Regions from separate parts of the Homo sapiens genome. Here all the other regions are linked to region 2. Evidence: chromatin loops called from intact Hi-C (ENCODE). Cell type or tissue: MCF 10A. All regions are shown on one strand.

What was found. A loop is a pair of places that touch in the nucleus more often than their neighbours do. Peaks named below come from ENCODE experiments on the same cell type or tissue, not always from the same donor. Only the 100,000 strongest peaks of a DNase experiment are listed, where the experiment ranks them.
Region 1: a loop joins it to region 2, with 12 times the contacts of the local background. A loop is called at or near these places in 51 of 110 quality-filtered maps.
Region 3: it touches region 2 in a loop (13-fold over the local background); 18 of 110 quality-filtered maps call a loop at or near these places.

What each region holds. Positions count from the first base shown.
Region 1 is chr2:223,691,286-223,693,785 of GRCh38, forward strand. No RefSeq gene overlaps it. Among named protein-coding and RNA genes, the nearest start is that of SCG2, 90 kb to the left of the region's middle. In MCF 10A, a CTCF peak has its summit at 1,281 (motif pointing right); a DNase peak (open chromatin) is centred at 1,266.
Region 2 is chr2:223,796,949-223,799,448 of GRCh38, forward strand. All of the region lies in intron 1 of AP1S3 (adaptor related protein complex 1 subunit sigma 3), which reads right to left. Among named protein-coding and RNA genes, the nearest start is that of AP1S3, 39 kb to the right of the region's middle. RefSeq lists an enhancer at 1,124-1,173. In MCF 10A, a CTCF peak has its summit at 1,385 (motif pointing left); DNase peaks (open chromatin) are centred at 243 and 1,363.
Region 3 is chr2:223,674,132-223,676,631 of GRCh38, forward strand. No RefSeq gene overlaps it. Among named protein-coding and RNA genes, the nearest start is that of SCG2, 73 kb to the left of the region's middle. In MCF 10A, a CTCF peak has its summit at 1,060 (motif pointing right); a DNase peak (open chromatin) is centred at 1,060.

The DNA.
Region 1 (2,500 bases), 110 kb before region 2:
GGTACTGAGGGTCATGGCTTCAGCATATGAGTTGGGAACTGGGACACAATTCAGCGCATAACTTCATGCCTCAGTTCTCACATCCAAGACTACTACTTTATTTAAAATGACTTCCAAATTCTTGGCCAGGTGCGGTGGCTCATGCCTGTAATCCCAGCACTTTGGGAGGCTGAGGCGGGCAGATCAATTGAGGTCAGCAGTTCAAGACCAGCCTGACCAATGTGGTGAAACCCTGTCTCTACTAAAAATACAAAAATTAGCCAGGTGTGGTGGCATGTGCCTGTAATCCCAGCTACTCAGGAGGCTGAGGCATGAGAATCACTTGAACCCGGGAGATGGAGGTTGCAGTGAGCTGAGATCATGCCACTACACTCCAGCCTGGGTGACAGAGTAAGACTCTGTCTCAAAAATGAATAAATAAATAAAATTATCTCCAAATTCCAAGATGAAATATGAATTTTTCTCTGAGCTGAGATCATGCCACTACACTCCAGCCTGGGTGACAGAGTAAGACTCTGTCTCAAAAATGAATAAATAAATAAAATTATCTCCAAATTCCAAGATGAAATATGAATTTTTCTCCTCTGAATTTGCAAGTCATTTACCTAGAATGACTTTCAAATGCCTTATGATATCTAAAACTCTTCTGTTTTCCCTAATTATTCACCATGTGTGTTTTTCTACTGAAGGTGGGATGTATTTCTTATTCATCTTCACATTCTCCTCAAGGATCATTACCTTGCACACAGTTGGCGCCTTCACTGTGTTTGTGGAATAGAATTGTAATCACTTCTTTTAATTTCTTCCTGCAGAGTCACTTTTTCATGCTTTTTTTTCTTGCCAATAAGCTGCAACCTGCAACACCCCAAAGTGTGTTCCTGCCCTAGCAATGTGCATCCCCACAGAGCGGGGCCAGTAGCAGGCATAAACAAATGCCTTCCTGAACACTAAAACTTAGCAGGCACAAGCTAATTCATTTCTCAACACTTTGGCTGACATTTTGGAAGCTTCAGCTTATCAGTGCAGACAACATTTATCTCACACACACAAAAAGCCACTTGTTCCCGAATACCAGGCAGGTGTCTTATATAGATAGTTACACATATATTTTTAAATGCTCAATCTGCCAGCAGAAGGACACTAGATTTACTGTTGAGAATCTGACATTCTCCTCTTTAATCTGCTAAACCTGCCCCTGAAGGCGAGAGGCTCTTCGCATCCCTCCAAGCCAGTGTTATGCAGCATAATCCAGTCTACACTAGGTGGCATCGCAGCCAACTGGGAAGTTTCTCTCTAGAGAGACGGGAACCGCAGAGGATTCCAGAGACTCTCACTTTTAACGATATTTCAGTATTCCTGAGCAAAGTAAGCACTTAATCAGAACATATACATAAATATTAACAAATGTATGCTCTATGAACAAATTACAGCACATGGCATAATACCTTGAAAGCCATATTTAAATGCCTGCTAAAACTAGCATTTTTCAAATGATGTGATTTTTTAAATTATTATTATTATTATTATTTTTGAGACAGTCTCATTCTGTCACCCAGGCTGGAGTGTAGTGGCGCGATCTTGGCTCACTGCAACCTCCGCCCCCTGGATTCAAGCAATTCTCGTGCCTCACTGTCCCGAGTAGCTTGGGATTACAGGTGCACACCATCACACCTGGCTCGTTTTTTTGTATTTTTAGTAGAGACAGGGTTTCACCATGTTGGCCAGGCTAGTTTCGAACTCCTAACCTGAAATGATCTACCGACCTTGGCCTCCCAAAGTGCTGGGATTACAGGTGTGAGCCACCGCACCCGGCTTCAAAATTATTATTGAAATGAGGATAATTAGCATGTCTATCAACACAATCTGTATACGTATCGAAACTTCACACTGTACCCCAGTCACAATTCCTATGTGTCAACTAAAAACAAAATAAAACATATTTTACAATGAAAAATCTGTACAGGAAAGAAACTGGACAACACCTTAACCAAGTCATCAAAATGCAAGAAAACGTTGACCTAAGAGCAGGCAGAATAGTTCTTCGCAAGGAAAGGTATCCTTTGTGTTTCCCCTAAGGGGCAGACAGACATGGTACATCTCCTATTGTAATACTCGAAAATAATATAACAGCTCTCACATAGCATTCCTGCCCAAAATGCATAACGTGAAGCAAATTAGAAGGAAACAGCACATGCATCTAAAGTAATTGACATTCTATAAAATAAATTGGCCCTTATTCTTTCTTAAAAAAATGTAAATGTCTTGATAGATAAAGAAAGGCTTAGGCACTGTTCCATATTAAAGGGAAGTAACTACAAACACAAGATGACTAAATCTAATACACGGTCCTGGACTGAAGCTGTACTAGGAAAAGCACATTCGTACCAAGGGTATTGAGACAGCAAAACTGGAAGCTGAACTGTAGTTCAGATAAATACACACTGAAGACATAGGGGAAAAGGGGGTCTGATATATGCCATCTACTCTCAAATGGTTCAGA
Region 2 (2,500 bases):
CCACGGCGCCTGGCCCTCTAACGACTTTTTCTATCATTGAGTGGCAGCAGCAGAATTTTGAATTTTGAGTTTTCACCTTCCCTGCTGATTCCTTAATTGTACTGCATTACTCCTCTAAGGTGAATCACTTTCACTCTTTTCCCACCAGTTTCTACGCACAGTCATAGCACCAGTTAGTGGGGATCGGAAGGCAGGTGTGGCCTGAACCAACTTCCCTCGTCTCTCTCTCCAGACCTCATGTCTTCATATCCAAATGCCTTTCACAGGCTTGGCAGAGGCAGGTAACATATTAAATAAGGGTAAAGATCAGCATCATACAATAGGGGGTGGAGGAGAGAGCAGCAACTATGAATCACAAGCTCCAACGAAAGCCGCAGCCACAGCTCTGCCATAGTCAAGTGTGGCCAAGAAAAACATGTCAATCACTGTTGCTAAGTCTTCAGATTTTTTTCCCAAAAGCCTGAAATCTGGATGATTAGGTGAAATATTGGAGTTGTCTTAACGTTGTCAATTAATAATAATAAAACCTTGTTCAGGCTGACACAGCTCACGCCTGTAATCCCAGCACTTTGGGAGGCTGAGGCAGGTGGGTCACCTGAGATCAGGAGTTCGAGACCAGCCTGGCCAACATGGCACAACCCCGTTTCTACTAAAAATACAAAAATTAGCCGGCCATGGTTATAGGCAGGTGCCTACAATCTCAACTACCTGGGAGGCTGAGGCAGAAGAATCACTTGAACCCGGGGGGCAGGGGTTGCAGTGAGCTGAGATCGTACCTCTTCACTCCAGCCTGGGCCAAAGAGCAAAACTCCGTCTCAAAAAAATAAATAAAATAAAATAAAATAAAACCTTGTTCAAGCTAAACAAAGCACACTGTGTGTGGATGTGGTCTGCAAGCTCTGTTTGGCTGCAGGCCTCATTTGAGGCTGCTGAATCAGATGATAGCTGGAGTCCCTCATCGCACTAACACTCTACAGCTTTGCTTGGCTCAAGAGATTTCTCCTTTCTGTGGCTTCTGAGACTACCTATTTGAGGAAGTGGTCCTCTGACCCAAGAACCTCGCTTCTATATCTCAGCCGAATATTACTGTCAAATCTATTCTGAGGTCAAAGTCTCTCATTTACATATATACATCAAATGTCATAGGTTTTTTTTCCCCTCAAGATTGCCAGCTCAGGTTTCCATGATAAATGAGAGGAAAATTTACATAAAAAATTTAAATCTCCACAATCTCAGAATGTCATTTTTGGCCTGCTGTCAATCTCAGAATCTCAGGTAGGCCTGTCATGTCAGCCTTTTTCCTGAAATAAAATGTTGAAAAGACACTGGCCAACATATTTCAATTATTTTCCTAATCCTTGCACACCATCTGGTGGCAGAACTAGCTACTGTGAAATGTTCAGGGAAAGGCAAATTAAGTGGATCTGAGGGGGCAGAACAGAGCTAGGAAGAACAGGATAAGAGGAACAACAATAAGGGGAAAAAAATGGAATAACACAGAAACAAACTGTTGACATGTATTAAGTCCATGCCAGCTACAAGTAACCTGCAGAATAAAAGGTTAACTGCTATGAATTATTAAGTAGCCACTTACGTGAAATGTGAACATTCTCTCTATAAAGACAATTCCTCATAAAATTGTCTGTCTGTTATCCATCCACCTGTATGGCACAGTAAAATTTAATGGAAGAAAAGAAGGAAGGAAGGATAGACAGGTAGTTACACTGAAAGGACAGAATAATCCACTTGCTATGAATTGAATTGTGTCCCCTAAATTCATATGTTACAGTCCTAACCCCCCAGTACTTCAGAATTCAACTTTATTTGGACATAGATGTTGCAGCTGGGTGCAGTGGCTCATGCCTATAATCCTAGCACTTTGGGAGGCCAAGGTGGGCAGATCACCTGAGGTCCGGAGTTTGAGACCAGCCTGGCCAACGTGGTGCAGCCCCATCTCTACTAAAAATACAAAAATTAGCTGGGTGTGGTAGCTGGTACCTGTAATCTCACCTACTCAGGAGGCTGAGACAGGAGAATCACTTGAACCCAGGAGGCGGAGGTTGCATGGAGCGAGATTGCGCCACTGCACTCCAGCCTGGGCAACAAGAGTGAAACTCCATTTCAAAATAAAAAGAGAGAGAGGGAGATAAGAAATAGACATTGCAGATGTAACTTGTTAAGATGAGGTCATACTAGAGTAGGGTGGGCCCCTAGTTCATTGTCACTGGTGGACTCATATAAAAGGGAAATTCGGGCCTAGACACACACACACACACACACACACACACACACACACACACACAAACACCACATGAAGGTGAAGGCAGAGATTGGGGTAATGCAACTGAAGCAAAGGTGCACCAAAGACTGCCCTTAAACCACCGCAAGCCAGGAGAAAGGCAAGCAACCCATTCTCTCTTGAGAGTTCCTAGAAGAAACCATTCTTGCCAGGCTTCTAGCCTCCAGAACTATGAGATGATAAATGTCAGTGTTTAGGCCA
Region 3 (2,500 bases), 120 kb before region 2:
CTCTCTCTGTCACCCAGGCTGGAGTGCAAGGGTGTGATCTCAGCTCACTGCAGCCTCTGTCTCCTGGGCTCAAGTGATCCTCCTGTCTTGGCCCCCAGAGTAGCTGGGACCACAGGCATGCACCACCACAACTGGCTAATTTTTTGTTTTTTTTGTTGTTGTTGTTGAAATTGCATCTCCCTATGTTGCCCAGGCTGGTCTTGAACTCCTGGGCTCAACCAATTCTCCGGCCTTGGCCTCTCAAAGTGCTGGGATTACAGATGTGAGCCTCCATGCCTGGCCATGATTATTATTTTTTATTGGTAATTTTTTCGGTTCTGATTCCAATTCATTAACATTCCCTTTAGCCATGCCTGTTCTGCCTTTTAATCTGCCCATTGAGTTTTTTAACATCTGTACTTTTTCCTTCATAATTTGTCTTTGTATTTCTAACCTATTTTTATAGTATATTGCTTTATATTTCCACATATATTTTATAATTTTTTTTCTCTACCGCATTTTATATATACTTATGGCCCCTCTCATTTCGTAGTCTTTCCGGTTCCTGGAAGGGAGAATTTTTCCATTTTTGTTTCCTGTTTAAAAAATAAATAAACTGTTTTTGCATCGTTTCTAATATTTTATTGTCATCTCATTTTAGGTGACAGAAGTCTTTCTCTGTAGTGTCACGGTTATTGAAATGTATCTCTGGAGAGGTTTTAATTTTCTTTTTACCACTTGCTTCAGTAGAATTTCTGCTATGTGTCTAATTTTTATGTTAATTTTTGTCCTGGGATTTCCTCAACACAAGGACAGCTAAAATTCAGACTTCAAACTTATGACTTCATGGCTTTTATTTCTTGAGGGAGACTTATTTTTTTCCACCCTGACCTGGGGTTGAGAATAACTTCCTTGTTGCCCTCCTGAGTCAATAGATGGCTTTTCTTTTTCAAATTTCTCTTCCCCTAAAATTGCTTTCTGCAGGAGCCCCAGTTTCAACACTTAATCCATATCCAGTAACGATATTATTTCTTTGTCACTGCACAGCCTGTGCCATAACCAGGTCCAGTAATGTCCAGTAGGTGGCTCCTGGGATGTGGTTATCAGCATTTTCTACAATTCTAGCGCATGTACATTTTCTTTTTTTTTTTTTTTCTTGTGAAATTAGCCATTGTGATGGTTAAAGTTACGTGCCAATTTGGCTAGACTATGGTATCCAGATATTTGGTCAAATACTAGTCTAGATGTTGCTGCGAAGGTATTTTTTAGATAAGATGAACATTTCAATCAGTTGAGTAAAGCAGATTAACCTCTATATGTGAGTGGGCCTCATCAATCAGCTGAAGACCTTAATAGAAAAAGTGCACCATCCCTATGGCAGAGAGAATTCTGCTTGTAAACTAACATCAGCTCTTCCGTGGGTCATCAGACTGCCAGCACACCTTGACAATTTTGGACTTGCCAGCTTCCACAATCTCCTGAGCCAATATCTTTTTCAAAAAAAGCATTCATGTGTGTGTGTATATGTGTGTATTACACACACATATACATACATACACACACACACACATAGAGGTATGTATTTTTATACACACACACACAGACACATACACACACTATACCTTATTGGTTCGTGTCTCTGGACAATCCTAATACAGTCATGTGGGTTTTTTTTTAAGTTACTTATTTTTATTTTGTCCAAAAACTTTAGATTTTTACAGAAGGGTTTCTCTATTAACCTGATGTTTTTCTTAAATCAAGGAACCACCCATACACTTCTTAATATTTTTAAAAAGATTGTGTTTTATCCATAAAACAAAGGTATTATGGTTTATTTCCTTGTTAAAAAGCTATTACATAAAGGTTAAAATGTATAAATAATAATTAACACTAGGCCAGGCACAGTGGTTCTTGCTTGTAATCTTAGCACTTTGAGAGGCTGAGGTGCATGTACATTTTCTTTTTTTTTTCTTGTGAAATTCACCATTGTGATGGTTAAAGTTACGTGCCAATTTGGCTAGACTATGGTACCCAGATATTTGGTCAAATACTAGTCTAGATGTTGCTGCGAAGGTATTTTTTAGATAAGATGAACATTTCAATCATTTGAGCTTAGGATCATTTGAGCTTAGGAGTTTGAGATCAGTCTGGGCAACATAGCAAAACTGTCTCTACAAAAAATACAAAAATAGCCAGACATGGTGGTGCACACCTATAGTACCCACTACTCAGAGGCTAAGGTGGGAGGATCACCTGCACCCAGGAGGTCAAGGCTGCATGAGTGGTGATGGCGCCACTACATTCCAGCTTGTGTGACAAAGGAGAGCCTATCTCAATAAATACATAAATAAATAAAAGCTTGCATGAGAGAAAACTTTCCTGAGGTAACTCTATGACAAAACAAACAAATCAAACTCAATCAACTGAGATTATTACACAGCACATCTTAATTAGCAGAGGAGGAAGTTTAGCTTTAATGAAATGATGGGCTGCTTTAATTTCTAATTAATCCAAAAATTAT